Regions from separate parts of the Homo sapiens genome. Here region 1 is linked to region 2. Evidence: chromatin loops called from intact Hi-C (ENCODE). Cell type or tissue: heart right ventricle. All regions are shown on one strand. Each heading gives the region's core, and the rest is flanking DNA. Links, peaks and the distances in the headings are about the cores only. Region 1 holds the start of LOC107984527 (a long non-coding RNA gene). Region 2 overlaps PLEKHA5 (pleckstrin homology domain containing A5).

Region 1 (16,744 bases), core at 13,699-16,198, 140 kb before region 2:
TCCATGTCTCACACTCAGGGCATATTGATGCAAGAGATGGGTTCCCAAGGCCTTGGGTAACTCTGTCCCTGTGGTTCTGCAGGGTACAGCCTCTGAGACTGTTTTCATGGGCTGGTGTTGAGTGCTTGTGGCTTTTCCAGGTGCACAGTGCTAGCTGTTAGTAGATCTCCCATTCTGGGGTCTGGAGGATGATGGCCCCTTTCTCACAGATCCACTAGGCAGTGCCCCAGTGGGGACTCTGTGTTGGGTCTCCAACCCCACATTTCCCCTCTGCGTTGCCCTAGTAGAGCTTCTCCATGAGGGCTCCACTCCTGAAACAGACTTCTGCCTGAACTTCCAGGCATTTCCGTACATCCTCTGAAATCTAGATGGAGGCTCCGAAAGCTCAACTCTTGTTTTCTGCATACCCACATACCCAACACCACCTGGAAGCCACCAAGGTTTGGGGTTTGCACACTCTGAAGCAATGACCCAACTGTACCTTGGCCCATTTTAACCACAGCTGGAACTGGAGCAACTGGGACACAGGCCGCCATGTCTCAAGGCCGTACAGAGCAGCAGGGCCCTGGGCCTGGCCCACAAAACCGTTTTTTCCTCCTAGACCACTGGGCTTGTGATGGGAGGGGCTGCCATGAAGATCTCTGAAATGCCCTGGAGACATTTTTCCCATTGTCTTGGCTGTTATCGTTCAGCTTCTCTTTACTTATGCAAATTTCTGCAGCTCGTTGCTTGAATTTCTCCCTAGAAAATGAGTTTTTCTTTTCTACCATATGATCAGGCTGCAAATTTTCCAAACTTTTATGCTCTGCTTCCCTTTTAAACATAAGTTCTAATTCCAGAACATCTCCTTGTGAACACATATGATTTAACGCTTTTAGGAACAGCCAGGTCACATCTTGAATCTCTGCTGTTTAGAAATTTATTCTACCAGATACCCTAAATCATCTCTCTCAAGTTCAAAGTTCCACAGATCTCTAACGCAGGGGCAAAATGCCACTAGTCTCTTTGATAAAGCATAGCAAAAGTAACCTTTGCTCCAGTTCCAATAAATTCCTCATCTCCATCTGATATGATTTGGCTCTTGGTCCTCACCCAAATCTCATCTTGAATTGTAATCTGCATGTGTCAAGGGAGAAACCTAATGGAATGTTATTGGATTGTGGGGGCAGTTTCCCTCATGCTGTTCTTGTGATAGTGAGTGAGTCTCACAAGATCTGATGGTTTTAAAAGTGGCAGTTTTTCTTCTGCTTGCACTTCACTTCTCTCACCTGCCACCATGTGAGACATGTCTGCTTTTGCTTCTCCCGTGATTGTAAGTTTCCTGAGGCCTCCCCAACCATGGGGAACTGTGAGTCAATTAAACCTCTTTTCTTTATAAATCACCCAGTCTTGGGTATTTCTTTATAGCAGTGCAAAAAATGGACTAATACAACATCTGAGACCACCTCAGCCTGGACTTCATTGTCCATATCACTATCAGAATTTTGGTCAAAACCATTCAACAAGTCTCTAGGAAGTTCCAAACTATCCTACATCTTCCTGTCATCTTCTGAGCCCTCCAAACTGTTCCAACCTCTGCTCATTACCCAGTTCCGAAGTCACTTCCACATTTTCAGATATCTTTATAGCAGTGCCCCACTTCTCTCAGTACCAATTTTCTGTATGAGTCCATTTTTACACTGCTATAAAGACCTACTTGAGACTGGGTAAATTATAAAGAAAAGAGGTTTAATTGACTCACACTTCCACATGGCTGAGGAGGCCTCCGGAAACTTACAATCATGGTGGAAGGCAAAGGGGAAGCAAGCACATCTTACATGGCAGCAGGGGGAAGGGGAAGCTGCCAAACACTTTAAACCATCAGATCTCATGAAAACTCACTTGCTATCATGAGAACAGCATGGGGAAAACCACCCCATGATCCAATCACCTCCCACCAGGTTCCTCCCTCAACACGTGGCGATTACAGTTCGAGATGAGATTTGGGTGGGGACACAAAGCCAAACTACATCATCTTCTAAAACATCTATTTCTTTTCAGAAAGGGTGTCTTTTTAAAATTGATACATAATAATTGTATTCAAATGTCTTCACTTCTGACAACAGACGAGTGGGATTTTCCAAGCAATTCTCCAACTCTCTGCAGACCCAACTGGTGTCCTACAATTTAGCTTCTGTCACAATCTACCTGGAGATCCACAGTTTTAAGGGCTCACTCCCACAAGACTGCCCCACACTACCACTTGATACTTCAGGTTATCACCTGTAATTTGACCAACTGGCTGTAAATCAGAGGTTCCCACGACCCCTTCCTCAGATTTGATTATTTGCTATGGCGGCTCACAGAACTCAGGAAAGCACTTTACTTACTGTTACCCATTTATTATAAAAAGGATCCAACTCAGGAAGCCAAATAGAAGAGATGCATAGGCTCAGGTATGTGGGAAGGGATGTGGAACTTCCATGCCCCCAATAGATGTGCCACCCTTTCAGCACTTTTATGTTGGAAGCTCCCCAGACCTTCTCCTTTTGAGGTTTAGGGGAGGATTCACTGGGCATCGTTAATTAAATCATTGGCCATTGCTTATTGAATCAATCTCCAGTTCTTCTCACCTCCCTTAGGTCAGGAGGTGGGGCTAAAAGTTTCAACCTTGTAATCACGTGGTTGGTTCACCCTGGCAACAAGCCCCCACTGGACACTTTCCAGGAGCCCCAGCCACCAATCATCTCATTAGCACACAAAAGACACCAACCACTTCTCAAATTCCAAGACTCATAGGAGCTGTGTGCCAGGAAACTACAAAGACCTAGTATATACTTCTTATTGTAAATCATAATATCACACTTAAAATCAGGGAGAAAAGAAAAACAGTATCTTAAGTGTGTAGGTATGTTTTGTGATAGGGAAGGACATGGTGGTGAGGAAAAAGTTATATTGAATCCATCCCTAGGAATTTTATTTCCTGAGAAAGCCTGATAAAATCAACTTGCATTCAGCAAATGCATAACTATAAGCCAGGCATTGTGTTAGGAAGACACTACTTTTATCAAGATGAATTAAAATATTTTCTGACATCAAGTAGGAAGACAGACAATACAATGTGCTAAGTGCTGTGATGGGGTTAAGTACAGAGCCAAAGTTGAGTGGTGGAGAGAGACCAGTTCTGATTGGGGAAGTCTGAAAAGACTTCCAGAAGGGATTTTAATCAAACTAAGTCCGAAATTGTCCAACAGAGTATGACCTTTCCAAGCAGCACTAACAGAATATGCCAAGTAGAAATGAATGAAAACACATGGAGTATGGGAGTACTGGAGAATTATGAGTGGGTGGATTATGTAACCCCTAGTGAGAGGTTATGTTGGAAGAATGAAGTGTGGTCAGATTATGAAGACTCATGGATGTTTGTCCAAAGAGACTGGCTTTTATGAGGCCAGCTATTTTTCATTCAATAGACTTTTAGGTTCCCAAAAGTGCCCTAATGGAAGCACAGGGTGGGTCAAAAGGTCAAGTTTCTGCACACCGCCCCCACCACTCCACCTCACTGCACTTCTTCTCTCTTATGTATCTCTTTTAGATTTTCAACTTGGAAGAAGAGCTTAGTTGTTATTTTTAAGTTTTAAAATCACTCATGTAAACAAGAGTCATAGAAATTTTTTAAGAAAATTAAATGACTGTACTTATATTTTAGAAAGCTAATTCTGGCTGCAAGGTGGGGAAAAGATTAGAGAAAGAAAACGTAAAAGGTAGAAAAAACATACAACTGTTAAAAATAGCCCATACAGGAAGGGCATGGTGGCTCATGCCTATAATCCCAGCGCTTTGGGAGGCAGAGGAGAGTGGATCACAAGGTCAGGAGTTCAAGACCAGCCTGGCCAATATGGTGAAACCCTATCTCTACTAAAAATACAAAAATGAGCTGGGCATGGTGGCACGCACCTGTAATCCTAGCTGCTTGGGAGGCTGAGGCAGGAGAATCACTTGAACCCGGGAGGTGGAGGTTGCAGCGAGCCAAGATTGTGCCCCTGCACTCCAGCCTGGGCAACAACGCGAAACTCTGTCTTAAAAAAAAAAATAGCCCAGACAAGGAATGACAAAGGGTCCAAATCAAGGTAGTGAAAGTAGGGATATGAACAGAAGTAGGAAGAGAGAACAGATTCAAGAGATATTTTAGAGTTTGAATTGATAGCTATTTGCAACTCCTACATCACATGCAGTAGTTTTTGACAGTGTTTGAGCAGAGTTGTCAGGAAACCCTGCACACATTTTCCTTTTCCATTTGTGGACTGGTACAATGTCAGCTGCTGCACTTCAACTCCAATATTACCACAGGGAGGTGAGATAAGGGCCTCTTATAACATTCCAAAGCTTCTAGGTTGATGAGAGTAACAGTTTGTTGACTGATGCGATTTTGTGGAAAGCTACTTTAAACTTAGCAGCTCATGATTGAACATGGAAAAAGCCACCAACACAGTGTTCATTTTGTTACCCAAACACCAGGGGTGAGGTCGTTGCTATGCCACACAGAAAGCCAATCAGTGAGAGGAGGATTGCCAGGAAAGAAGCCTTTTTATTCATGCGATGTCAGCCCAGGAAAATAGGAGATCAGTCTCAAATCTGTCTCCCCTACCAACTGAAATTGAGGGCTTTATGTATCAGGAGGAGGAATGTAAGTACGTGCTGGAAAACAGGAATTAGGAAGGGGAAAGGAGGCAATCCTGACTAATGGGAGGTCGGGCATCTCATTGTCTGGGTGTAGTGTTTTGGTACGTTTCAGTCCCTTGCCTGAGGGTTGGTTTCCTGAGGATGGAACTCAGATAAGACAAATGTAAGTTTCATGTTTTAAGACCTGGAGGACCAATTTCTATGTTTATTCAAAAAATCCAAAAATATCAGCTCTGTGGGAATTGGGCTGGTTTCAATTTGATTTATCCATTCCTGAAGACTGATGAGGTATTTTGTTGCCTCTTTTGTTCTCTCTCCTTCATTCTCTAAAAAACAATTTTAGTCCAACTCTAAGAAAAGAATTTGGGAAAAATAAATTTAGTAAATGAAGCAAGCCATCGATATGGTTTATTTTGTTGTTAAGCTACACTCTTTGTTGTAATGTCATGTGATAGAATGCTTGGCCAAGACTGATCCTTACAGTGGGCCAGCCTTGCAAATGTGCAGAAAGGATCCCATTGTGATTTAAGATGTGATAGTGAGATGCTCATCCCTTATTTCATGCACTCAATTATTCAGTAACTATTTTCTAAGCACCTACTTTGCAAAAGGTCTTTAATCGGTAGGCACTGAGTGTACAGTGGAATGGAACATCAAAGTGGTCTTAGTCTAGCAGAGCTTTCAGTCTTAGCAGGGGAGACAAACATTGAGCAACTAATTATACACTTAATTATTTGATCACTGTTGTGATAACTGCTTTGAAAATGAAAGAAATCTTACTTCACCCAGTCTCCACTTCCATAAGGAAGTGACTTTTGGCTTGAGAGCTGCAGGACAAGTTTCTTCTTCAGCAAATGAGTGGGGAAAAGAAATTCAGGCAGAGTAGACAGTGTAAAGCTGGAGCATGGGCACTAAACAGCTGGGAAAAGGCCACTATGGCTGAAGGGCAGAAATTAATAGGGAGAGTGGCCAGATGAATTAGGAAAGCTCAATCATACTGAGATTGGTAGGCCACGTTAAGGTTTGGTGTTAGCCTAATGTCCTAAGGAATACATTGACAGAATTTGAACAGGTTTGGGGTCAAATGATGAGGCACATTTTGAAGGACCTCTCTGACTTCTTGGTGAAAAATAGATCAGAATAATACAGAAGTGGCTTGGGAGAGACGAAACAAGTGGACTTATCGGAAACTTCTTCCAGTTTCCCAGTTGCAGGCCCTGACACCAACAGCTGAAGCTCCAGAGATGAATCTAGCCTGAGCAGGTTCTATATAGAACTAGGCTTGGCTCAGATGTACCAGGCGGCAGAGTGTGAAATCAATCTTCCTGCTCTAAGTTTGATGTCCTCTGCCTGGCATGTCCCAGGCCGCTAGACCACAGATTTGCCCACTGCAGCACTATCGTCCAGGGCCAAGTTCTGGCTACAGTTTCAGGGTTCCCTTTTGCCCTCCATTTACGACACAGGACTGGAGCCTTTTTCTGAAACCTGCCTTGATGCCTGCCCACATTCACAAGCCTCTAAATTCCACAGTCGTTCACTATAAGCCTGATTGGCCTCCCAGGAGAACAGTGTCTTCCCAAATAAAGCTCCTTTCCACTAGCTGCTGCACCTTCAGCTGTTGATTCCCTCACCAGTCTCCCCTCTGCCTCAGGTCCGAGTCCTTAACTGGACCCTCTTCTAGCCTCTCCAAAAATGCCTCTGAGCTGAGGCTGCTGGATTCATAAAAATGAGCTACAATAAATACCTCACTATGGTGAAGTATCTGTCTAGAAGAACTTCCCTTTAGCAAAAGAGAGCTTTCTTACTCTTTTGAGATCACAAGGTAAGATTTCTTTTTTAAAAATTCCACTGAAAGTACCATTCCAGTGCTCTTTAAGCAGTGATGCACGCAGTTATCAAAGAATCAGGGTTGTGTTTTATGACAAGTGTCGTAAGCTTTGCAAGCTCAAAGTTTTTTCTCAAAAAATGTTTAATTGTTTAGGTTTGTTTGCTTTTAACCAACCTGTGTGTCAAACTCCCATGTTTTTCTGATTTACTGCAATAAAAGTGATATACTTCGGTGCAGAGAGATATTGGGATGTCAAAAGTGTTATGAGTCAAGGAGCTACTGGCATTTAATCTGTAGCAGGTATGCTGTTAGATTTAATAAGCATTTCAGGGTAGTCAGGGTCTTTTTTTTCTTTCTCTATAAACAGGCCTTGTAAAATTTAAATCAAAATATGAAATATAATCCTACAAATAATTCTCCACCCTTACTTTTTCTCTACTCCTGAAAGAGTTAGAAGAGAAAAGATTTCCCTGAGTTTACTGTTCTATATTGCTTTTTCTTTTGTTTCCCTTTTTGCTTTTCCAGTTCAGGCAAGATAGGACCCTCCGTAAAAATTAACTAGCATCTCATAGGACAGAAATCTGAAAAACATGAATAGGTTTCAAGATAATATCTTTTAAAACTCTGTGTTTGTGCTTCCTTTTTAAAGACCTTTTTCTAAAAATAGAATTCTCAGGGTGACCAGAACAAATGCAGATTGGATGAAAAATGTTTCTGCCAAATTGTGAGACTGATGTGAATTGAAGTAGCTGAAATGTAACGCCGTGTTATTGTAATCTGAAGTGTTAAAGCGTGCCCTTCATCTAAGAAATGCAAAATATTTTCAAAACAAGCATCACATGACACTCAGCAGAACAGGTCATATTATTACAGCTCTCCAGAGGAGGTAACTTGTAGAGCAGAGACTTTGGGATGTTTTGCTAAAATACTTTCTTTCTTAATGCAGCTCAGAATTATCAATTTTTTGAAATTGAATTTTACATTTTATTCTGTTCGCTTGGTGGCTGTCAAAAATGCTAAACAATCGTATTTTTTTTAAGTTCCAAAGGATAGTAAAAATATGTGTAAGAGAGAATGATGAAGTTTCAGGAGTTTGTATTTGGTAGACTTTTATGCTGTTTTGGAGTTCTCAACAACACTTGAGTACTTTAGCACTTTGTACTCTGTTCTCAATTTGGGGATTTTTCTTTATCTTTTCTCTCAAGTGCTCTTCTAGCATGTATTTCATAATCTGTGGATTAGTTTAATTTTTCTGCAATGATGAAAACATCAAAGAGCTTTAGACACTTGAGCTGCCGGTTGGAAATTGCAACTCCCAGCTGTACCTAAGCAGAAATAAATAAGCCCCAAAAGGAGAGGTAGGTAGTAGCCTCAAAGAGATCCAGTCGCAAAGCCTCTGTGGGAATTATGGAAGAACAATGTTTCTGCTCACTAGATATATGAGCGTCGTGGCAGGGAGACCAAAATCTGAGGCTAGAGAAAAACAGGAGCAGTACCAGAGGCCTTGGCTTCCCATGGCACATTTGTCAGGAGAGAATTAATTGTTCTTTTCAAATAATTTCAAGAGAGCTTCCCACCTAATGATATGCCCTCCATTCAGTTGATCTTTTGTCTTCTATTCTTTTTATTTCCTTTGTTTATTTTACATAGATGTTTAAGCCTCTGGCTCTTATAATTTCTCAAACTAAAGTCAGTGATTTTTTTTTTTTTTGCTTTTGTGTATTCAATGGGTTATTCCTAGGCATCTGATAAGCTCTAGCTATGTATTTGCCTTTTGTATCCTACAGGCATGGTGTTATCTAGCCATATTTTTAAAACCAATACTGAGAGTTATCTATTTCTATAATGTAGGATTCTCCCAACGTTCACTTATTCTGTTTGAGTCCTCGATCCTGCTCCATCTCCCTGTTTTTCTGAGCTGGCTTAAAGCTCCGACTTCTCTTCTGGAGGATGCTGCCTACCTTTGGCAAAGGAAATTTCAGAAGACCCATCATGGAAGGATGGGGTGGTTAAAAGTTCTTCCTTTTTGTTATAGTTCAATTTCTGTTCATTTATAATTCAAACATACACAACATAAATGGAAGCTGAACTCACACACAAAACGGATAGAATTATCTGGTAAATATTGGAGAACAAAGCTGAGGAAGGGCAGTGTGTGTGTGTGTGTGTGTGTGTGTGTGTGTGCATGTGTGTGTGTGTTTAATTATCTTGATAATTAACAGAAAAACCATTTCTTTGTCTGAGTACTTTGGAAAAGGTGGCTCACTATACCCAGCTTTCACAGGACAGAAACATTTTTAATTTATCTAACCACAGGGAGTCAAGTTTTATGGGGCCTGAAGTGGTCCATCTTGAAGAGGTACCCTTTAAGAAAAACAACAAAAATTTACATATCAAAAATTAGAAACAAAAATGAATATATGTTTGGAAACAGAAAATAAATTGCAACAAAATACAATTAAAAAAACAATACATACATTAAGCATCACTTAAGACAGAAAAATAGCATAATATTTTATTAATTGCCCAATAAACCTCTCTAATAGATGCGTTTTCCCTATTTTTTGGCTTCATACACTGGAAAACCATACAAAATTAAGTGTAACACAAGAGGAATTCAAATACAGTTTTAAATTATTGCCATATTATATTGAGCTACCTAAATGTATAATCAAACTACTCCAATACTACATATATTGACTAAGTTGATGGGTGTTTGTAAGAATTATGTCACTTGAGCACTTATTTTCAGTGTATTGCTGCGTTGTTAGCAGTTTTGTGTGCTGTTTCATCTAGAGCCACTCATCTTTATTTTATATTATTTTTTATTTTATTGTTGAGACAGGGTCTCTCGAGGTTGCCCAGGCTAGCAACTACTGGGCTGAAGTGATCCTCCAGCCTCAGCCTCCTGAGTAACTGGAATGAGAGGCTTAAGCCACTGCACCTGGCTAATAACTGCTCAACTTTATAAGGACACAATATGTCAGACACTGTAAGTGATCTGACATATTGGGAAGTACTCTGCAGTATGCCAAGAGACATGATCGCTATTTGTAAAACTCCTAGAGTTTATAAAGTATGAACACAGGAATTAGATAAATTTTATCTTGCATGATTCTCATCCAACAACAGAAAAAATATAGTGTATTTACCTCTGTACAATCTGCATTATTAAGTATATTCCTGAGAGGAAAGAATAGCCATTTTGCTTAAGTAATGATAAGGGAATTCTCTGCTTCTAATTCCACATTTCTGAAGATTAGAAGAATTTTCCACAGACTAGTTCTCGCTTCATCTTTTTAAATCATTTCTTCTTTTCTACTGTGCGCATACCTCAGGGCTGGGTGCTTTGGGACACACTCATATCACAACATGATTTTTGGTCTTGCCCCTATGTGTCACAATGCCAGGTGAACAGCAGAAGTTTTCTAGAAGTGATTCTTTCGAAGAAATGCCTCATTACACACAGAAGTGACTGCCAACTCCATCCCCCAAATGCCAGACACCAGGGTAAGCATGAGGAGGGAAAGTCTGAGCGAAGCAGCAATCTTAACCAATTGCAGCTCAAAGTTTGCAAATTTTACAAAATTAGATGGTTGTGTGAACATCTTGCTAGGGTGCTTCCCAGGACTTTGGAATGAGCCATGGAAAGAAGGGCCATGAATCTTTAAGCTCCCATAGCTTCTCAGTCAAATTCTTCTGCACTTAACCTAACTTGATCTTTTAAAATGGAACGGTTGCTTTGATTTATCATGGATTAAATCATACATATTAATCATATAAATTAAAGGCATTTATTCTGTCTTAACATCTATAAAGGCCTGGCATGGTGGCTCACACCTGTAATCACAGCATTTTGGGCAGCCAAGGCGGGCAGATCACTTGAGGTCAGGAGTTCAAGACCAGCCTGGCCAACAGAGTGAAACCCCATCTCTACTAAAAATACAAAAAAATTAGCCTGGAGTGGTGGTGGGTGCCTGTAATCCCAGCTACTCAGGAGGCTGAGGCAGGAGAATCGCTTGGACCCAGGAGGCGGAGATTGCAGTGAGCCGAAATTGTGCCATTGCACTCTAGTCCAGGTAACAAGGGAGAAACTCCACCTAAAAAAAAAGCAAAAACAAAAACAAAATCTATAAGCATATTTGCAAACATATTGGAAAACATGGAAAAAACAATGAAAAGGCATTTCAGTCATATAGCAAAATAGCTGATGTGTGTTATGTCAATAGCTTTCTTCTCACTTTGTTCTGTCTGCTTCCTATACTTAGCAATAAGAAAATACCGTAATTATTTCACTTACCTGCCCCTCTGTTCTTAAGTATCTCTTTTTCCTCTAATTTTGTTATGTAAAAGGTATGGTTTAGAATGTGCCAATCAGACCTCAACTTTCCATTGTGGAGTATGCAAGGCCACAGAGATTTCGTACAACTACGATGGGACAAATAAATACAAATTTGTGAACAAAACTAAAGTATCTGTGAATCAGTTCAAATATCTACAAATAAGAAGTCATCTATTTTCTGAAACTACATACTAACTTAAACTTCACAGTTTTTTCTTTTTTTATTATTATTATTATTATACTTTAAGTTTTAAGGTACATGTGCACAATGTGCAGGTTTGTTACATATGTATACATGTGCCATGCTGGTGTGCTGCACCCATTAACTCGTCATTTAGCATTAGGTATATCTCCTAATGCTATCCCTCCCCCTTCCCTCCACCCCACAACAGTCCCCCGTGTGTGATGTTCCCCTTCCTGTGTCCACGTGTTCTCATTGTTCAATTCCCACCTATGAGTGAGAACATGCGGTGTTTGGTTTTTCGTCCTTGCGATAGTTTACTGAGAATGATGATTTCCAATTTCATCCATGTCCTTACAAAGGACGTGAACTCATCATTTTTTGTGGCTGCATAGTATTCCATGGTGTATATGTGCCACATTTTCTTAATCCAGTCTATCATTGTTGGACATTTGGATTGGTTCCAAGTCTTTGCTATTGTGAATAGTGCCACAATAAACATATGAAACTTCACAGTTTTTTCTACTCCTCATTTATTAATTCAACAAATATTTGCTGTACATGGACCCTACAGCATGGTGGACCAGATAGCCATGATTCAAGTAATTAAACAGGCCAGGCACAGTGGCTCATGCCTGTAATCCCAGCACTTTGGGAGGCTGAGGCAGGAGGATCGCTTGAGGTCAGGAGTTCGAGACCAGCCATGGCCAACATGATGAAGCCCCATCTACCCCATCTCTACAAAAAATACAAAAATTAGCCGGGCATGGTGGCGCATGCCTGTAATCCCAGCTACTCAGGAGGCTGAGGCAGGAGAGTTGCTTGAACCTGGGAGGCAGAGGTTGCAGTGAGCCAAGATCTCACCACTGCACTCCAGCCTGGGTAACAGAGCAAGACTCTGTCTCAAAAAAAAAAAAAAAAGTAATCAAACAAATAAGCATTATAATGGCAAACTGTGATCTGTGCTACGCAGGAAACATTGTGAGGATAAAATAACAGGGAGATCTAATCTACTGTATTTTTCACTGGGCAAGAAGAGACAAGGACAGAGAAGGTTTCCTTGAGAAAATGGCATTTAATTTGGGCCTAAAGTGTGAATTGCTGTTAACACAGTTAATAAGAGGAGGAAACAGGTATTGCAGGTAGAGGGTGTAGTATGTGAGAAGGTCATAAGAAAGCAAGGAGTAGCATCATTCGAAGAACTAAAAGAACGTTTGTATGCACAATGAGCAAGGAGGGGCACAGCACAGGACAAAGCTAGAAATCAGGCAGGTCACATCATACAGACACTTCCAGGATTTGGGACAAGTGATAACAGCGTTTTAAACAAAGGGGAGCACAGTCAGATTTAAACCTTAAAAAAACATACTCCTGAGATAGAAAGAAGATGGAAAACTTGGGAGAAGTGATACTTCCCTATCATTTTTATCACTTGGACAATTACCATGTTCATGTTTTAATATTTATAAAATAACAACGAATACATTTTATTCCTAAGAGGGAGTGCAAACTAAAACAAATGAACCTTGTTATATTTCAAAAGAATAACATAAACACGCAGGAGGGCGTAGGGGCAGGAAAGGGCAATTCAAGTACAGGCGTACTTCACTTTATTGTGCTTCCCTTTATTGCACTTCCAGATACTGTGTTCTTTACAAACAGAAGGTTTGTGGCAACCCTGACTCAAGCAAGTCTATCCAGCACCATTTTCCCAACAACATGTACTCACTTTATGTTCCTGTAGCACACTTCAGTAACTCCTGCAATATTTCAGAATTCTTCAGTGTTATTATATCTGTGTTGATCTGTGATCAGTAACCTTTGATGTAACTACTGTAGTGGTTTTGGGGCACCATGAGCTATGCCCATATAATACAGTGAACTTAATCAATAAATGTCGTGTGTGTTTTCACTGCTCCACTGATCAGCCGTTCCCTGTCTTTCTCCATCTCCTCAGGCCTCCCTACTCCCTGAGACAGGACAATATTGAAGCTAGGGCAAGTAATAACCTTGCTATGGCCTCCAAGTGCTCAAATGAAAGGAAGAGTCCCATGTCTCTCTCTTTAAATCAAAAGCTAGAAATGGTTAAGCTTAGTGAGGAAGGCCTGTCAAAAGCTGAGACAGGTCAAATGCTTGGCCTCTTGTGCAAACAGCTAGCCAAGCTGGGAATGCAAAGGAAAAATTCTTGAAGAAAATTAAAAGTACTACTCCAGTGAACACATGAATGATAAGAAAACAAAGCAGCCTTATTGAGATAGAGAAAGTTTTAGTGGTTTGGAGAGAAGATCAAATCAGCCGAAACATTCCCTTAAGCTAAAGCCTAATCCAGGGCCAGTCCCCGACTCTCTTCAATCCCAGGAAGGCTGAGAGAAGTGAGGCAGCTGCAGAAGGAAAGTTTGAAGCTAGCAGATGTTGGCTTAAGAGTTTAAAAAAAAGAAGCCATCTTCATAACATAGTAGTACAATGTAAACCAGAAAGTGCTGATGGAGAAACTACAGCAAGTTATCCAGAAGATCTGGCTAAGATCATTGATGAAGGGGGCTACACTCAACAACAGATTTTTCAGTGTAGATGAAACAGCCTTCTGTTGGAAGAAGATACCATCTAGGACTTTCATAGATAGAGGGATGTCAATGCCTGGCTTCAAAGCTTCAAAAGACAGGCTGACTCTTGTTAGGAGATAAAGCAGCTGATGACTTTAAGTTGCAGCCAATGTTCATTTATCATTCTGGAAATCCTTAAGAATTACTCTTATAAATGGAACAACAAAGTCTGGATGACAGCACATCTGTGTACAGCATGGTTTACTGAATATTTAAGTCCACTGTTGAGACCTACTGCTCAGGAAGAGTCTTCTTTCAAAATATTACTGCTCATTGACAATACACCTGGTTACCCAAGAGCTCTCATGGAGACATACATGAAGATTAATGTTTTCATGCTGGCTCACCCAACATCCATTCTGCAGTTCATGGATCAAGAATTCATTGTGACTTCCAAGTTTTTTAATTCAAGAAATATATGTCGTGAGAAAAAGCTCAATATCACTGATCATTAGAGGAATGAAAATCAAAACCACAATGAGATACCATCTCACACCAGTCAGAATGGCTATTACTAACAAACCAAAAAAAAAAAAAATAATAAAAACACAGATGCTGGCGAGGTTGTGGAGAAATAGGAATGCATTTATACTGTTCACTGTTGATGGGAGTGTAAATTAGTTCAACCATTGTGGAAGACAGTATGGCAATTTCTCAAAAACCTGGAGGCAGAAATACCATTTGACCCAGCAATCCTGTTACTGAATATATACCCAAAATAATATAAATTATTCTATTATAAAGGCACATGCATGTCTTTATTCATTGCAGCACTATTCACAATAGCAAAGACATGAATCAACCTAAACACCCATCAATGATAGAGTGGATAAAGGAAATGTGGTACATATACACCATGGAGTCCCTATGCAGCCATACAAAGGAACGAGGTCATGTCCTTTGAAGGAACATGGATGGAGCTGGAAGCCATTATCCTTAACAAACTAGCGCAGGAACAGAAAATCAAATACCTTAGGTTCTCACTTGTAAGTAGGAGCTGAATGATGAGAACACATGGACACATGGGGGAAACAACACATACTGGGACCTGTCTGAGGGTAGCAAGAGAAGGGAGAGCATCAGGAAGAATAGCTACTGGATGCTGGGCTTAATACCTAGGTAATGGGATAATTTGTGCAGCAAACCACCATGGCACAGGTTTACCTATGTAACAAACCTGCACATCCTGCACATGTACCCCTGAACTTAAAATAAAAGTTGGAAATTTTTTTAAAAAAGAAAGAAATATGTGTCATAAGCCCATAGCTGCCATAGTTAGTGATTCCTCTAATGGATGTGAACAAAGTAAATTGAAAGCATTTTGGAAATGATTCATCATTCTAGGATGCCATTAACAACATTCGTGATGCAAGGAACAAAGTCAAAAAAATCAACATTAAAAGGAGTTTAGAAGAAGTTTATTACAGTCCTCATAGATGAGTTCGAGGTATTCAAGACAAGTGGAGGAAGTAACTACAGATGTGGTGGAAATAGCAAGAGAACTAGAATTAGAAGTGGAGCCTGAGATGTGACTGTATTATTGCAATTTCATGATAAAACTTGAATGGATGAGGAGTTGCTTCTTATGGATGAGCAAAGAAAGGGATTTCTAGAGATGAATCTACTCCTGGTGAAGATATGTGAACATTATTGAAATGACAATAAAAGGTTTAGAAGATTGCATGAACTTAGCTGATAAAGCAGCAGCAGAGTATTTTCCTTTCATGAAAAAAAAACAGTCAATCAGTGTGGCAAACTTCATTGTTGTCCTGTTTTAAGATATTGCCAAAGCCATTCCAATCTTCAGCAACCACCACCCTGATCAGTCAGCAGCTATCAACGTTGAGGCAAGACCCTCATCCAACAAAAAGACTATGACTTGCTGAAGGTTCGGATGACTGCCAGCATTTTTTAGCAATAAAGCTTTTTTGTTTTTTTGTTTGTTTGGTTTTTGTTTTCTGAGACGGAGTCTTGCTGTGTCACCAAGGCTGCAGTGCAGTAGCACAATCGGCTCACTGCAAGCTCCGCCTCCCAGCTCCAGCGATTCTCCTGCCTCGGCCTCCCAAGTAGCTGGGATTACAAGTGCATGCCACCACAGCTAGTTAATTTTTGTATTTTTAATAGAAATGGGGTTTCACCATATTGGCCAGGCTGGTCTCAAACTCCTGACCTCAAGTGATCCACCCACCTCGGCCTCCCAAAGTATTGGGATTACAGGTATGAGCCACCGTGCTCGACCAATAAAGTGTTTTTTAATGAAAATACGTACATTGGGTTTTTTTGGACACAATGTTATTACACATTTAATAGACTACAGTATAGTGTACACGTAACTTTTATATGCACTGGGAAAACAAAAACTTTATAAGACTCACTGTATTGCGATATTCATTTTATTGTGGTGGTTCTGGAACCAAACATGCAATATCTCCGAGATCTACTTACAACTTTTTAACACGGCATTTTGACACTATACTTTCATTCTAAAGAAAATGAGCTGTAGTTAGATATTTAACATATGACATTTAGTGTATATATTTTAAAAGAGGGAGAGAGGTAAAGAAATAGATTAAGGGTATAGGTGTGCATATGTGTGCATACATACATATTTCTCAGCACTGTATTCTGAGAAATCCTAGAAGTAATCACCTCCCAAAAGCAATGAAAACGTGCCCAGATTTTGACTTCTAACTACAATTTTCATTGAAAAGAACCAGTGCTCTTTGGAGAAATGACTAATTCCAGCCTGGGACCCAGAAAGTATAAGATGAACCATATCTTATTATGGCAGAAAGTAAGGAATTGGTTCAAAAATGATAAGAATGTCAAAAAAAAACCACAGGAGCCAATTTGAAAATGTCTTATGTGTCCAAATCTGGAAAAAATTCAGCAGGAAAATAATTATATTAAATGAAAGCCCATTAAAAAAAATACAAATGCATGAATTCATACTAATATAGAAAATACAGGAAGAGCCTGGGCAACACAGTGAGACTCTGTATCTACAAAATAAAAAAATTTTTTTTTTAATTACTCGGGTGTAGTAGTGCATGCCTGTGGTCCCAGCTACTTGGGAGGCTGAGGTGAGAGTGTTGCTTGAACTCAGGAAGTCAAGGCTGCAGTGAGTC
Region 2 (16,744 bases), core at 5,288-7,787:
AGATCAATCTCATTAGCATATGCATTACCTCACATATTTATCTTTTTTTCTTTTGAGACAGAGTCTCACTCTGTCGCCAGGCTGGAGTGGAGTGGCACGATCTTGGCTCACTGGAACCTCTGACTCCCTGGTTCAAGCGAGTCTCTCTCCCGCCTCGGCCTCCTGAGTAGCTGGGATTACAGGCACGCACCACCACACCCAGCTAATTTTTGTATTTTTAGTGGAGACAGGGTTTCACCATGTTGGCCAGGATGGTCTTGATCTCCTGACCTCGTGATCTACCCATCTTGGCCTCCCAAAGTACTGGAATTACAGGTGTGAGCCACCACGCAGGGCCCACATATTTATCTTTTGTTTTTGTGGTAAGAACACCTAAAATGTCTCTTATCAGTTTCCAAGAATACGATACATTGTTATTTATGTAGCTTTTAAAAATATTGAACATAGAGATGTGATAATTAATGATGTGTTAAAAATACAGTACAAAATAGTACTAGTGATTACAATTATTCTTTTTGAGTGCATATGACTACCAGACACGTGGTAGAAACCAGATTTCATGTATTATCTGTAATCCTCATAACAGAACATATAAGGAAGATGATATTTCATTTGATAGATAGGGAAACTAAGGATGAGGGAGGCTAAGCAGTTGTTATGCAGACGAGTTTCATTTTGAAAGGGTCAAAGCCTTTGGATCAGTTCCCACTGCAACACATCTAATACACCCACAGTGCCGTGTTGTCCTTCGGGAAGAAGTTTTGTGCTCTTCTTTTGGTAATGTTGCTCAAATGATCATAATAATTTTAAAGCACACCAAGAGTTGACCTGGAGCCTGTTTGAACTATGGCATGCCCAAGTAGTGGTTTCCTTTATGCCCCATTTCCAGTTTATAGTTGAGGATAATCAGGCCTGTGCTATGTATTTATTTACTTCAATAAGTTATAATTTATAGGTGCATTTTTAATTCTACGGATCAGTAAGAGGTGATTTCCCTACTCAAAAATACTTGATTTGGCTTTCTAGTGGTAGGAATATTTTCTGCCATGATTACTTTTCTGTGATGTAGCCAGTGCTGATGATCAGCTTCTGTGTGACTAATTGGATAGCTCTGTGAGTTCACTGTGGAAATGTAAACTCTAGCTTTGAAATTGAGCATACTGTTCCTTATGGCAGTTAAGGCTGTGATGTTAGTGTCATCATCTTCATACTCCTGCACACAACTTCCACGGCTCCTGGTGTGCTGTGATTAGGTTTCTGGAACCATTGAGCACTCACCCCCACCCACGTTTCAGAAATCTCCTTGGTCTATTATTCCAGTGTGCTGCCCAAGTATTGTCATTTCCTTTGTGTGCTGTGACGTGAAAAAAACTGAGGATGCATTCACTGGTAGCAAGCCACATATTTATAAATGAGTACAACACAGAAATTGGTTTGATTTTTCTCTTGTACATTATATTTTGTTCAGAATTCATTATTCCCTAGGTAAATGCAGGAGACATCGCTGAAACATCAAACTGATCCCATCATTAAAGACAGTAGCATATTCAGGGATTATGCCAGCATAATTTTGTAGAAAATAAAAGAAGTCACAAGTTAGAGAGACAGGTGCAGCATTGCAGCTACACGAAGTGGAGCGTGCAGTTTTCCAAGTAGGTAGTTAATTTTATCCTTAGTTTTCATGATTGAAGTAATAACATTGATAAAATGAAATAAGTTAAAATATGACAGTGTTGGGAAAATGTAGAATGATAATACTCCGTAGCTTTTGAGAACCTGCTTACCTCTTTCTAGTGAGAGATCCAGGATTTTTCTGGTTGATAGAGATCTGTCCTGGGCAGAAAATGGCAAAACTGAGATTCGGCTCATGACTTCATTGCTTTTATTGTGTCCTTAGTCTGCCTTACTGGGCGTTAGTTTCCTTAATCTCTACAGAGGAGTTGTGGGCTAATATGCAGTGATGTCTGTGGATTGATTTCTTTAAAACAACAACAAAAATAAAAAACAAACAACTCTCAAAACACAAAGTAGTAGAAGTAGAAATATTTATAGTGGCTGGTGGAGTGCTGTTGGATATATCAGTCTAATTTGTTGAAACCTAGAAATCATGTATGTCCTAGTTGGTTTATTCTACTTGGGATTAGAAACCAAGTGCTTAGGGTAAAGGAGGAGAGATTCTGCATTTGTTTTATTTTCATTGCAGATGCACATTACCTCTTTCAGAAATTCCTGAGTCATACATGATTACATTATGTTTTTATGCGAGACATTTAATTCCTTTGCACTGGGAAATAAGTTTTTCAGTTGCAGTTTTTTAAAATGTGAAATTGGCTGCTTTATATAACAATTGTTTAATGCTCTTTTTATTATTCCATTTTTGATCCCATAGGTTGTTGTTAGGGCCTCTGTTTAACAGTATGTATTATTTATATTGAAACAGAAGAAACAGTTGTGTCACACTGTGATCTCAGTTTTATGAATTTATGCATAAGGCTAAGGACTGGAGGGGAACCTGAAAAAACAATTGAACAAAAGAATGAAGTGTTGGCCGGGCGTGGTGGCTCACACCTGTAATCCCAGCACTTTGGGAGGCTGAGGCAGGCAGATCACCTGAGGTCAGGAGTTTGAGACCAGCCTTACCAACATGGAGCGAAAGCCCGTCTTTACTAACAAATAACAAAATTAGCCTGGCGTGGTGGCACATACCTGTAATCTCAGCTACTCGGGAGGCTGAGGCAGGAGAATCGCTTGAACCCGGGAGGCAGAGGCTGCGGTGAGCCAAGACTGCACCGTTGGACTCCAGCCTGGGCAACAGGAGATAAACTCCGTCTCAAAAAAGAAAAAACTAAAACAGTGAAGTGTTAGTTAAATATAAATGTTTAGAGCGTAAATTTTTCCCTGGTATATGGGGGAGAGGTGGGTTTATTGCAGTAATTACAGGTGAGTTAATTAAGTAGCTGAAAGTTAGCCTCTCATTTGTAAAGACACACAATAATAACCTTTTTTAGCTAAAAATTAGAGACACTGAAAAAAAATTAGAAAAATATTTTTTAAAGAGAAAGGGTCTCGCTATATTTCCCAGGCCGGACTTCAACTCCTAGACTCAAGATATCCTCCTGTCTCAGCTTCCTGAGTATCTAGGACTACAGGCATGTGCCATGCACCACCACGCCTGGCTAACAGGATAAATTTATATGAAAAGACTTGTAAACAAAAGTCTTTCAGGCTGCTCTCAAAACACACACATGATTAATGATACTTAGTTTTTGTACCTTGTATCAAGGTGCAGTATGCTGGTGATTATTTTTTAGAGCACGGAAATGCCAGCGGTAGTAAGCAAATCTCAAACTGTCAGCTTAGAGGTTTATTGTGCGTGTCTGCTCTTTGAGTCTATAAAGGGATTAACAGCTGAATATAGACTTTAAATCACTGTTGGGATTTAAATTTTTACTCTGAAAGACTAGGTCATTTGACAGTAATCAAGGGTATTTTCATTCTCAAGACTGTTTTGCAGGCCCAGCAGAAAACCCCTCTATTTAACCCATGAGGGGAGTCATCCTCAGGGCTGAGGCATATGAAATCTGGGGTACTTCACACAGAAAAATAATAAAAATGTAGGGGGATTTGCCTTGTGGTTGAATCCAGGAAGTTCTAAATTGGCAATAAGCAGATAGGGAACAATTTTGTCAGATACTGTGGATTAATGGTATTTAAAAGGCACCTTGTTATTATTTTTGATGCACAAATAATTTTACATCTGCAAGCATATTTTAGAAATTCACCAATATGATGACTAATTATTTGGCCAAAAAAATTGACAGTGATTGTTGCAATTATATTTCTAAAGACCCATGCAATACAATGGTGATTTAAAATATGTTGGTCATATGAGTTTTTAAAACTGAATTGTTTGTTATAGAAGTAATATAAATATTTAAAAAATATATATCTTTGAAAAATATAGTGTTTTTTTTTTTTTAAACTGTATTCCAAAGCCGATTCCTGAGACTGTGCTTTATATGCACCTACGGCTCCTAAAAAACATCAGCCACAGCTTCAAGCCTAAGCTCACCCGAGACCCAAGTCAGACACCTCTGGTGTGGAGCCTGGGGATCTGTTTTTAAAGAACTCCACAGTGCACAGTCAGCATTCAGAACCACCATTCTAAAGTTTTATATGTTTCACATGGATAGGCAGATAGTTGAAATTGTAAAAAAAAAAAAAAATCAATTTTGATTCTCTAATATAATGGAAAATATCAGATTAAAAAGAACTCTATAGTAATATTTCACTATTTACTTGAGATGACCTGAACTAGGTATAACGAAATGGAAGACTATAGCACATTGGATAGCCACAGACCAGTACTGGTATGAATTAGAATTGAATTCTGCTTAGATTGTAAAGGAACTTAAATTTAGCACTAAGATAAGATTATTAAAGGAAAATAATGTGATTAAATGAAGTAGAACAACAGTACCTAAAATGTGTTATCTTTTAAAGTTTTTGAAATCTCTTGTTGAATAAAGCACAATAATTGTATAGCATTGAAATAAAGATTTTGAAGTCTTACTATACCACTAACTCAATATAGTAAAAGGTGATGCTGAAAAAACATTAATGTGGCTGTATTGGTTATTTTGATATTTTAAAAAGCCCTTTAGGGCTGGGCATGGTGGCTAACGCCTGTAATCTCAGCAATTTGGGAGGCCTAGGCGGGTGGATCACTTGAGGTCAGGAGTTTGAGACCAGCCTGGCCAACATGGTGAAACCCCGTCTCTACTAAAAATACAAAAAATTAGCCGGGTGTGGTTGCAGGCGCCTGTAATCCCAGCTGCTCGGGAGGCTGAGACTCGAGAAGTGCTTGAACCTGGGAGGCAGAGGTTACAGTGAGCCGAGATCGCGCCACTGCACTTCAGCCTGGGTAACAAACAGAGTGAGACTCTGACTCAAAAAAAGCCCCTTAGAGAACAAATTATTAATCTAAGACAACTAAGGTAAGGTAATGGGTAATGTCAAGGATGTTTTTGCTGATTGGGACAATTTGTATTCAACTGCAATTCGACTACATTCATTAGCTTCATCAGAAATAAAACTGAGGATTATGTGTCTAGATCTGGGTGAGCTCAAAGATGATTACTGCTACATAGTCCTTGCTCTCAAGAGATTATATATTACATAATTTGCTTTCTATCTTATGGTTTCAGTAGTTATTTTTAGCAGCAAACAGTTATGTTTTTTAAAGGCAGCAAAAATTTATGTTGTTGGGTTATTATTTATTTTTACTTTTTAAGACTTATTTATATACCAATTAAAGCCCAGAAAATTAGTCTTGAGCAAGAGTTAACACATGCTCCTAAAATTTTAAGTTTTTTGTTTGGCCAGATGAGGGCACTTTTTCTTTACATTTCTAGAATTTGAGCTGTGAAGCAGATTGTTTTTTCGCATCCAAGCGATTTCTTTCTTTCTTTTATTATTGCCAGTGAGACAGTTTTGGCATTTTTGATGTTTTGATTGTGCTGTATTCTCATAGATTAATCCTTTCCATCAATCCTTTCCTAAAGGAAAAGCTTCAGTTTCTTGCAAAGGTGTTGTATATGGGAACTTTAAAATGAATGACAAAATTTAATGGAACCAAGGTGGTTTTAGGAAAATGTCCATGTTATTTGTAATTTTGCTTATAGTTAATAATGGAAGTTGAAATGTACTTTTAATTTGAGTACTCTAACAATAGCAAGACGAAGTAGCATTGACTAGACCCTCCTCTTCTCCCTTACCATATTTCTAGTGCCTGCTTTACATTGAATTAATGTTGCCTTGCATTATTGCCGTCAGAATTATACAGAAGTAATGGAGAAGAAATAAAATACCAGAAACATTTTGTCTGCTGCTTAGAAATAAACAAAAATAAGTATAAGTACTGAACCCAACAAGTATAATATTAGAAATACAGCATATTTAACTTTCTTATTTGCTGTCAAATGCCAGACTGAATAGGATAAGGTTTCTAAGGTTATGTGTAATGTACTAAAACAACACAGACTGCAACTATTTGGTGTCAGTGTGAACAGTCTTAAGAAGAAAATCAAAGAGAATAATGTTTAAACGTCCCACAAAACAAAGCTGTTGTCATTTCGTCACAGATGAACAAAACAAGTTTATGTTTTTTGAAAGTTAAATTTCTGAAGAGCAATGAAACAGAGCTGTTGCTAATTAAAGTTTAAAAACCACTAGTGAAAATAAACACCAAAACATGGTTAACTTAAAGGAGATTAAAAGGAGAGTGGGGGAAACAGCAAGGATGAATTCAATGTGCAAGTTTGTTTAAAATTATATACAACTTAAGGAGTCATGAAAAGGAAATATTATTGTATTTTACATAGATAGATAGATGAGTATAAATAGTATCTCCCTTGTATAGATTAAAGAAAGCTGTTATCATTATCAGCTGACTCTGGAAAGAGGTGTCAGCTTAGTGAAGCCAGCAAACCTTAGTTTCCTCTGAGTGCCAGAGAGCCACTGTTATCATATTCTCTTTCATGAGCACCAAATGTGCTTTAGGTACTTTTCCTACATGTTCACTTATTATCAACAACCCTGTGGGATAATTATTAGTATTATCATTTTACAGGTGAGAAAATGTAGAATATTAAGTAGTATGTTTAGTGTCACAGAAACCGATAATAATGAATTTCTCAAACCAAAATTCAGATTGTAACGACACTTTAATGTTAAGAGGCATGTCACTGAGAAGCAAGTGGTTTGGGTTTCAATGATTGAGTTAGTTGTTCTCAGTCTGCTCTGCCCCAAAAGGCCATCTCTTGGTGTTTCAAGGAACAGCAGCTGGATTGCTTGATACTTACAAGGGAAAATTTTTTTATTTTCTTTCTTTTTTTATTTTTTGAGATGGAGTCTTGCTCTATTGCCCAGGCTGGAGCACAGTGGCGTGATCTTGGCTCACCGCACCCTCTGCCTGCCAGGTTCAAACGATTCTCCTGCCTCAGCCTCCCGAGTAGGTGGGACTACAGGTGTGCACCACCACGCCCAGCTAATTTTTGTGTTTTTTTGTAGAGACAGGGTTTCACCATGTTGGCCAGGCTGGTCTCGAACTCCTGACCTCAGATTATCCACCTGCCTTAGCCTCCCAAAGTGCTGGGATTACAGGCATGAGCCACTGTGCCTGGTCTTATAAGGAAAAATTTGTTAAGGCCTCTACAGAAACCACGTCTGGTGCCTATGGATGGACTGTTGTTTTTAGTCCTTTGGAGGAACAAAGTTTCCTAGTGTTTAATATCTATTATTATTATTTTAAAAGTAATTTTAAAAATCCTCGGGGAATGGCTATGAAAAAGATAAGAAGAAAGTAGTGATTTTTAAATTTTCATTCTATTCCCTGACTTTTTGCTGTATAAATTTTGGTAGCAGTCTTGTTGCCTAGACCTTATTTATCAAGCCATAGTCTATTTGAATAGTAAACCCCCAAAAATCTGGTTTTATGGCTGACAGATCTTTAATAAAAATGAATCCCTCTGCCCCTTTCTCATTAAACATTTGCTGGGGACTTTTTATGTACTGGCTATTTGTACTTGGATGTAGGATGTACATGTGAGATACAGCTATGCCCTTGCTAGTGAGTTTATATTCTCGTGTAAGAGCTCAGTAAGTAAGCTAGTCATCACAATGAAATGGGATAAGTACTGTGCCGGTGAGTAGGGTGCTGTGAAAGCATACCCCTGTCTTGTGAAGAGAGAGGGGAAGGAAGTCTTCATGGAAGACAGAATGTCTGAATGATCAGATCATTTCACAGATAGATTGAGAGGTAGGAAAGGCTAATTTTGTTGAAGAGAATAAGTGATGTTTGTTTTGAATATTTTGGGTGTGGCTATAGGTTTTGAGATCTACATTTGGTTTTTAAAAATGCGGGAATGGAATTTTTCAAAGAATTTTTAGCCTGGAAATGAATATTTGAGAGTTACTTGAATAGAAGTGATAAGATAGAAAAAGAGGAGAGGACACTGGGGAATACCTATAAAAATCAGAGAGGTAGAACTCCGCTAATGCAGGTCCTGGAAGCCACAGTCAGAAGACAAAACAGTACTTCAAGAAGTGATTGTTATATAGTCGGTGGAGGCAAATGCAGTGCTTACAAGTTGAGGAAGCAGAGTAAGGCACTGTATTTGATTAAGGTATCAGTTACTTGTGAGCAATATAGTGCAGGGTTAGATTTAAATCGACATTTTAGAAATGTACTTCTTCTCTATACCTTTTTTTTTTTTCTTTTAACATTGGTTCTTCACTTTGGAGAGGAGATTAATGGACCTCTTTGAAACTGTGATACAGAGATGGCGTACATTTCTTTTGTGCCCTGTCCATCCTCTGTTTCTTCTGAGAATCTAACTCACATTTACCTTGGAGAAAAACTCCTTATTCAGTACTTGTTATTATACTCAGGTCTGGTCAGTATTTGTTCCATACCTCCTGATCCTGTCATTGACCAGGGTGTGCACATTATGTAAGCTGGACCAGTAATACTAGATCCTGGGACTTTCCTTAAGCTCTGGAGAACGAGAATGTCTTATGTTGGATTTGAAGCTGTAAAGATGTCAGCCTAGAGCTGTCCTCATGGGGCAATAACAGAGAGAAAGACAGAGAGAGGAGGGGTAGGGATGGCCTGGGAGGAGGAGAGAGAAGAGTAGGAGGTAAAGAACGGAGACAGATAGATACACACTTTATCATATTAGTTGAGTCTCTGGATCTAGCCATTCCTGAATCTACTCCTGAACTTTTAAATTAATTGAACCAATACATTCCCTCCTTTTGTTTAAGCTAATTTGAATTGGATTTTCTGTTATTTGAGGCTGGAAGAGTCCCATTCCCATGAAGAATGCCTGTGTACTTAACATATCTTAAAGAATGCAAATGATTCGGGAGTCTCCATATCTGTAGGGGCCCAATGAAACAAAAAGTAATGAAGATCAAGTTGTTCCAAGGATAGCCATTAACTAATTAATAACACACACATACATATAAAATCTTGTTATTTATTGTAGTTGAGGGGATGGGATATTTTTATTAATGCCTTTTGGATTAATCAAGAATTAACACATTTATCTTCTTCAGTCTCTTTCATAAGAATATCCTTTGTGAAATATTTGGATTGCATTTCATTTGTTATCTGTCTCTCTAGGCTTATAAATATACTTGCCAACCACATACATGTCTTAGGACTCAGACCATAAACCCATAGATACAACGTAATTTGCCAGAGGTCCCATAAAATACTAATAATAAGGCTAGTTGTCCCTGGCTCTAGCTTAGTTAGGTAACTTGAAGAAAAAAGGAAAATGGCTGTGCTAATTTTGTTAGGAGTAAGCTTTCAGTTCAGTAGAAAATGACGATATATAGAAATATAATTCAATAAACTGTTTGATGGGTGGTACCATTAAAAATAACAGAGCAGTTGGGAAGTACTTGATATATAATAAAATATCAAAGGACATTGTCACATCTGCAGTCAGATAATAGTTCTAAGTTAGGTTGGCCACAGTGAGGGTGATTGTTTCTTTCTGGTCACTGCACTTGGCAGTAGATGTAGCTCCTGGCAGGTTCACAATGATGTTCGTTTTGATGAAATAGAACAAGAAAGTTGGATGGTAATAACGTGAATAACTGAAAATAAGCTCGAATTTAGTATACCAAATTTACTTTCTTCTATAGAATAATGCCAACTACTTTCTAATTAGTAGCTAGAAGAAATGGAGTAAGAGTAAAAAGTTTAGATTGAAATTGAGTCCAGTCTACATTCCCTCTGGTCATGTTTTTTTGAAACTGACCCAAAGCTCTCAACCTCTTGTTTTTTGCTTTCTTCCTTTTTTAGAATACCATTTATGGTTCGTATCCACCCCTTGAAGTCCTATATTCTAACTGAGCTTTCATCTATAAGCTTTTTTGGGCATTGTATGCAGAATTTAATAGCTTCCTATTTATTAAGAAACATTCCTTTCTCTTTGGGCAGAATTTATATTTTATTCCTTCTAAATGCTTTGTTAAATCAGAAGGTCGAGGAATAACAATATGCTGTTTCTGCCCTCTGGTGGTTGAAAGAGATGTTGTAAATAAGTAATTACAAAGATGTGTGTCCTATGACTCTAACCACCTATGGCATTATAGTTTCTTTTATTCCACCTGCATTTATTGGTTCACTGATGTATCAAGCATGTAATGAGCATCTTCTATATGAATGTCTTTATCAGTACTCTAAAGTGCCTTGTCTAGTAGCATTCTGGCCATTAGAAACAAGTTAACATATGTGAGGTCTTACAAATGAAGTTCCAAAAGCCCGCTTTTGCTATGTCTAGATCTGACTTTTTGCACTCCAGGTTTGGATTGCAAAGTGTTTTCCTATCTAAATCTAAAATTTCTAGATACACTGAACTTAATTGGTAGTACACATGGTGAATGAAAACTGAGGAAATATTGTGTCTTAGTCAACAGTAAGTATTTAATATCTCAGTTTCTGTGAGTCAGGAATTATGTAAGTGACTTAGCTGGGTGGTTCTGGCTCAGGTTCTCTTAGGAGATTATAGTTAAGATGTTAGTCTTAATTACAGTTAAGATGCAGGCTTGTCTGGGGCTAGAGGAACTGTTTCCAGGTTGATCCAGGTTGTTAGCAGGTGGCTTCAGTTCGTCAGTCATGGTGCTTGGCTTTACCCCTAGTTAGTGATGCAAGAGAAAGCAAAGAGAAGCCACAAGGGCTTCAGTGACCTAGCTCAGAGGTCAAGTTTTGCCATTTCTGCAATATCCTACTGGATATAAAAGTCAGATCTTTTTAGTGTGGAAGGGGACCAGAATATAGATAAGTTCTGTATTCCTATCTGATGATTTTAAATGGAACACTTAGAGAAGTAGGAAAAGAATGGTAATTGAGATGAATGAGTGTCTCTACCTTACTGAGGTGTAGAACCCATAAAGGTAACATACAAGAACATATTTTTATGAAAATGAAACTAGACCATTTTAATATTTTTTAAATGTGATCTGTTTCAATTTATGTTTCTTTCCCAGTTGGGTGAGAAACATTTCTTCTGATAGAGTGCCTAGTAAGTGGTGGCTGACCAAGCTTCACAGAAACGACTACTTGTTTGCTAAGATTCTTTGACAAATTACTTACATATTTGTGTTTTTTTCTTCAAGCAATGAAAACCATTTTTGGTCTGCCACCTGTCAGAACATTGCCATTCTCATCAAGGTCATTATGAAAAATAGAAAAAAATGAAGTCAATTGGGTGGTAAGGAAAGTGTGGCCACTTCACACATATGCAGGTTTGAACATTACTAGGTTGTCAAGAGCAGGTACAAATAGAGTTGAGTGTAAAGAAGTGTCCAGACTAGAATTTTACTTTAACATTAAGGACATAAGGACTTTGAAGTAGAATTAGAGAGGCAATTTAAAGTTACCAATCCTCTCTGCTCCTACCTTCCCCCAAAATTGTTATTTCCCTCCTCTTTCTTTCATCCTACCTTAATACATTTTTTTCATAAATAAAATCTGTTTTCAGATCAGCATGTTATTTTCACTTTGAAAAGACAAAAATTATACTTCTAGTGTAATGAATGTATGAGAAAGAAAAATATAGGAAGATAAGAATTTAAAACATTAAAATTTCATTAATCTGTCTTTCATATAAAGATTTCAATCATATTAGATTAGAAATGATGTTTCTGGTTCTGAAATTTTATTGATGCTTCTGGCAATGGCCAACTTAGAGTAAATATTTCAACGGAATAACTGTATCAGACCATGATGCTTGTTTACCTTTAAGGTCTTATTTTGCAGATTCAACTTATGAAAGTACTGTATTAATAAACTTGTAATCCCTAAAGACAAAAGAACAGATTTATAATACATATTATGTTGATTTAGATTCTATTCCTTTTTCAAATTAAATTCATTTTTTATTTTACCTTGTCATTGTCTGTTTGCATTTATAATTTATGTGTAAAGGCATTATATATACTTAATGGTAAATGGGATTCGATGTAAAAGAAAGCCTTTCAATGACCAATGTTTACTGAGCTTTTATTATACACCAAGACCTCTGGTAACTTTTGGGGTTACAGTGATGAATAAAACAGGCACTGTCCCTGAATTCTTGCAGCTGTCAACATAGAGCAAAGATAGACATTAGTCAAGTTTTTACACAGGTCAATAAAGTGTGTTTAAATGGGTTGAACCTGAGACTGGACATATATTTAGTTTACCAGAGAAGAATCTTCTAGGCTGAAGACACTCACAGGGTCTAAAAGAACCCAGTGTGCCTGGAACTAGGCAAGCAAGATGGGGTCCCCTAGCCATGGCTGGTGAGGGGGACCGGGGCCACACTGTGCAGGACCAAGTAGCTTCATTGAAGTCTTGGCAGTTTTTGGAGAATTAAATGATGTGAGAATTAGAGTAGAAACAAGGAGAATAGTTAAGAAGCTATTGCGTTTGTCTAAATGAAGAAAGATGGTAAATAGATGAAGAAAGTGTCAGCAGAGATGGAGGAAGGTAGACCATTTGAAGTGGAGATTTTGCAGATAGACTACATAGGATTTCTTGGGTTAGAAGAGAGGAATAAATTGCAGCCCTGTGATTCATGCAGCTGAGTGGAGAGTTCATGCTTAGAAATGGGAAAAAATATTTGTTCTTTTGGGGGAAAGGGCAGGGGGTCAGGGAGGAGTTGTGGATTGAAGGTGGGAGATCAACAAGAGATTCGTTTTTGGTAGGTTAAGTTTGAGATGGTTGTGGGAAAGCCAATGGAAATTTCAGGCAGGAAGTTTGGTATACCAGTCTGCAACTCAGGAATGGGTTAGGAAAATAAATTTGACTCATATCAACATATTCATGCTATTCAGACCATTAAACAGACTGCTCTCAAGTCTTGTGTAGACCAATGATAAGGACTAGGGTGACATAACTGCTAAAATTTTATTGACATAAATAACTCCTTTCTGAAAAACTAATAAAAATGAGAATGTTGCTTAGAAAAGGGCTCTTTTGAGAACAGCCAGAATTTTCCTTTCATTAGAGCTTTTGTGATTTAATGCCCCCACTTTCTATTCTTGATCTCATTCTAGTGGAATTTGGTTACTTGCTTTTCTGTGCTTTTCCAAAGACATTAATTTGTTTCTTTATTAATTGTTAAAATCTGCTTACAACGTGCGCTTCTTCATTTCCTCCTTGTGTCGTATATTTTAAAAGTTATTATTCAGCTGAGTCTTACTCTTTGAACTCTTACTCTTAGTGTCAGCTTCACTTCACCTTTTGAAAGAAAAAACCCAATCTTGAAATCCTCCTTTATCTTGTTAAAAAGTTTTAGGAAATATTTTGTTATATTTACTGGTAATTATATTTTCAGGGATAGAAATACTGGTTTAAAGCTAGGAAAACTTCCTTATGGATAATAATGCCTTTCTCTTGAAGCATTGCAAACAAGTAAATGAATTATCAGTTGGATAAATATTTCCTTTTTTGGTCTTTCAATTCCCCAAATAATTTCTTTTAAAAAATACTCATTTATTCAGGTTAATGCAAAGCACTGTGCCAGGTGCTGCAAGAGAGAAGGCTGAGAGATAACTGATTGCATTCAAGATGTGTACTACATGTGTGGCCCTCATCATGAAATCAGAGAGCTTTACATGCTGCGCATGAGTGATAACAATCTAAAAGTCTTAGTAGGAAATATAGTTATTGCTTGGACATTCTAGACTTAAAAATTAACCTTGAAAGCCCAGCATATCTAATCATTTCTAGCATGTTGGAGAACTGAAGATGATTCATTTAGCCAGAAATTTCAGTTATCTCAGTGTTATTGCAAGTTCCCTATCTGATCTTCCTCTTTTTGCTTGCCTTACTCTTGTGAGACAACTATTAGGTGTGTTTTAAATGGGTTGTCCCAAAGGAGAAGAGACTTTCCTATTCTCAGCCCTCTCAAGATAAGCAGAACTGAGATTAGGAAAAAAGCAACTGAGCCAGAGCCAATTTTCACAGGAATTTAAAAATATCAGTGTGAAAACAAAATGAGCAGTGAAGCCTAGCTATTTAAAGGGCATGCAAAAGAGAAGTTGGAAAAGGAACATGAGCTGGCAGCTAACTGGACGAGTGTGGTGACTAATTAGTTTCCTATGATGTAAACATATTTGGTATTTTATGTCATTTATTTTAATTTTTTTTGACCATGACTCGCAATAAGAAATAAATATTATTGGATGACCCACTGTCCACTTTATATAATACTAAAATGAAAATACTTTCTTCCCTTTACCACCTATACCTTCTCTTCTGTTTTGTTATTTTAAAGTACTGGTAGCAAACATCCTGTTAACTGCATTTCATTATCTACTAATGGGTCAGACCAAGATTTAAAAACACAGTGCCCTGTGAAACAGTGAGATTTACATGGGCAAGAATGGGAGTGAAGTAGGGATTATTTCTTGCATGTAACTGTGGGTCATAGACCAGTATGTAGAAATCAAACTGTTAATACTTTAATACCCTGACACACAGCTTCCCACACTGAATGCTTTGAGTTAATGTTGAGTGTTGTTGAATGAACAGCCTAGCATCCATCACTACCATGCGGCCTAATTGGTTGTTGTTGTTGTCAGTCTTGTCCCCTAAACTCATCTTATTGCAGTACAGATGATTGTTTTTCAACTGCTGCTGCCAAGAACCAAAATATTCAGTTATACAAAATAAGATACGTTGTAACCTAATTAGATACAGGTATATCAGCTGTTTTCTCAAATCACCTCTAAACATAATGCAATAATCATTTATTAACATTCCCTGTTCCTGTGAGTCAGGAATTCTCAAGCTGCTTGGTTGGGTAGTTCTGGCTCAGGTTCTCTTACGAGGTTGGATGAGCCTTATGAGCTTAAGGCTTTAGTCTCTGCAAGCTTGAAAGCTCATGCTGGAGGATCACGTGTCTGGCAAGTTGATGGTGGGTAGTTGGTTTCTCTGCATAAGGCTGCGTGACCCATGACATGGTGGTTGGCTTTGTCCATAGTGACCAAGCCTAAGAGAGTAAGGTAGAAGCCGCACTGCCATTATGACTTAGCTTTGGGTGTCACTTTTGTCATATTTTATTGGTGAAAAAGGCCAGCCTTGATTCATTGCAGGAGGGGACTATACAAAGGTGTGTATACCCTTGTATAGTCCGTGTATAGGCTGGGGATCACTGAGGGTCATCTTAGAGGCTTGCTACCATACTTTAAAAGGATATCTTTATTAACAATTGACTTGAATTTAAAAAAAATTTTAGTATTTTTATTTTTAATTTTAATGAAGGAAAAAGTAAACATGTAAATGCTTGCTTTATTTTTCAATTTTATAAAAGCAGTTAATTACAGAGAAGTGCTGACATTTCTACTTTTCATAGGAAACTTGGAGAGAAGTCAAAGGTGTAAAAAGGACAAATTTTAGAAAATGAGATTCATGAGGAAAGACTGATTAAGTTCACTTTAGTTAATGAAATGTGGAATTATGAAAAATTAAATATTAAGGAGAACCCTAATGAAATTATAAGAATAGAAAATAATTTACTCTTGGCCTGGCACAGTGGCTCACACCTATAATCCCAGCACTTTGGGAGGCCGAGGCGGGCAGATCACTTGAAGTCAGGAGTTCAAGACCAGCCTGGCCAACATGGTTGAAACCCCGTCTCTACTCAAAATACAAAAAAAATTTAGCCGGGCGTGGTGGCATTCGCCTCTAGTCCCAGCCACTCGGGTGGCTGAGGCAGGAGAATTGCTTGAACCTGGGAGGTGGAAGCGGTTTCATTGAGCCCAGATGGCACCTCTGCAGTGCAGCGTGGGCCACAGAGTCAGACCCTATGTCTCAAAAAATAAAAAAGAAAAGAATTTATTCTTACTAAAATTAGTAAACCTAATCATTAATAAGTGAAATTGATCTAGTAAATAATTGATCAGAGGCATGTGGTACTAAGCTTTTAAGGAGTGATGAGACTATCATAGACATTCTACTTAACTAATACTTTCGATTAGGGGTTAGTAACTGTGGCTGTGGACCAAATCCAGCCTGCTGCCTGTTTTTGTAAATAAAGCTTTGTTGGAATGCAGCCATACTCATTTATGTAATGTCTATGGCTACTTTCTCACTATAGCAAAGTTGATAGTTTTGACAGACTGTTGGGTCCACAAGGCCTGAAATATTTACTATCTGGTCCTGTACAGAATAAATTTGTTGACCCCTGTTTCAGATTTTAGACTTTTACATTGTAGATTAGGTTTTGGAGTGTTTATGAGGTGCATAAATCCAAGGACAGTAGCATGTGAGTCAACTTTAAACATAAGAGGGTGCAATGTTAATGTGGTTTTGATTTTTTAAGAAGGAAAGTCTTAATACTTAGAAGAGGGGCAGAATATAGTAAGATTCACAAGAATGATGCTTCATTAGGTAAGACTTTGTTTATTAAGATAATTTATGAGCTTTCAGTAGACCCCATGTTGGGAACACATGAAGCCAATATTTTAAAAGCAAATAATGTTGGTTAAATTAGGTTCTTGTGAGAAGGCAGTTTAAATTTTTAATCAATTTCTTACTTCAAATGGAAAGTTAGATATGAATTTTATACTTGGACGTTTATTCTGATTTAGAGTTTTGATTTTTTTAATTTGTATATAATCATAGGGTACAAGTGCAGTTTTACTACATTGATATATATTGCATTGTGGTAAAATCAGG

The links. Hi-C counts contacts between places; a loop is a spot of excess contacts. Peaks named below come from ENCODE experiments on the same cell type or tissue, not always from the same donor. Only the 100,000 strongest peaks of a DNase experiment are listed, where the experiment ranks them.
Region 1: it touches region 2 in a loop (4-fold over the local background); 16 of 110 quality-filtered maps call a loop at or near these places.

Annotation. Positions count from the first base shown.
Region 1 is chr12:19,032,435-19,049,178 of GRCh38, forward strand. LOC107984527 (a long non-coding RNA gene) reads left to right here and starts at 4,395. Exons shown (of 2, transcript XR_001749033.1): 1 at 4,395-4,666. RefSeq lists a silencer at 4,401-4,695. In heart right ventricle, for the core only: no CTCF peak of the experiment used is centred there; no DNase peak of the experiment used is centred there.
Region 2 is chr12:19,176,829-19,193,572 of GRCh38, forward strand. All of the region lies in intron 3 of PLEKHA5 (pleckstrin homology domain containing A5), which reads left to right. Among named protein-coding and RNA genes, the nearest start is that of PLEKHA5, 55 kb to the left of the region's middle. In heart right ventricle, for the core only: CTCF peaks have their summits at 5,382 (motif pointing right) and 6,819; no DNase peak of the experiment used is centred there; H3K27ac peaks cover 2,408 bases.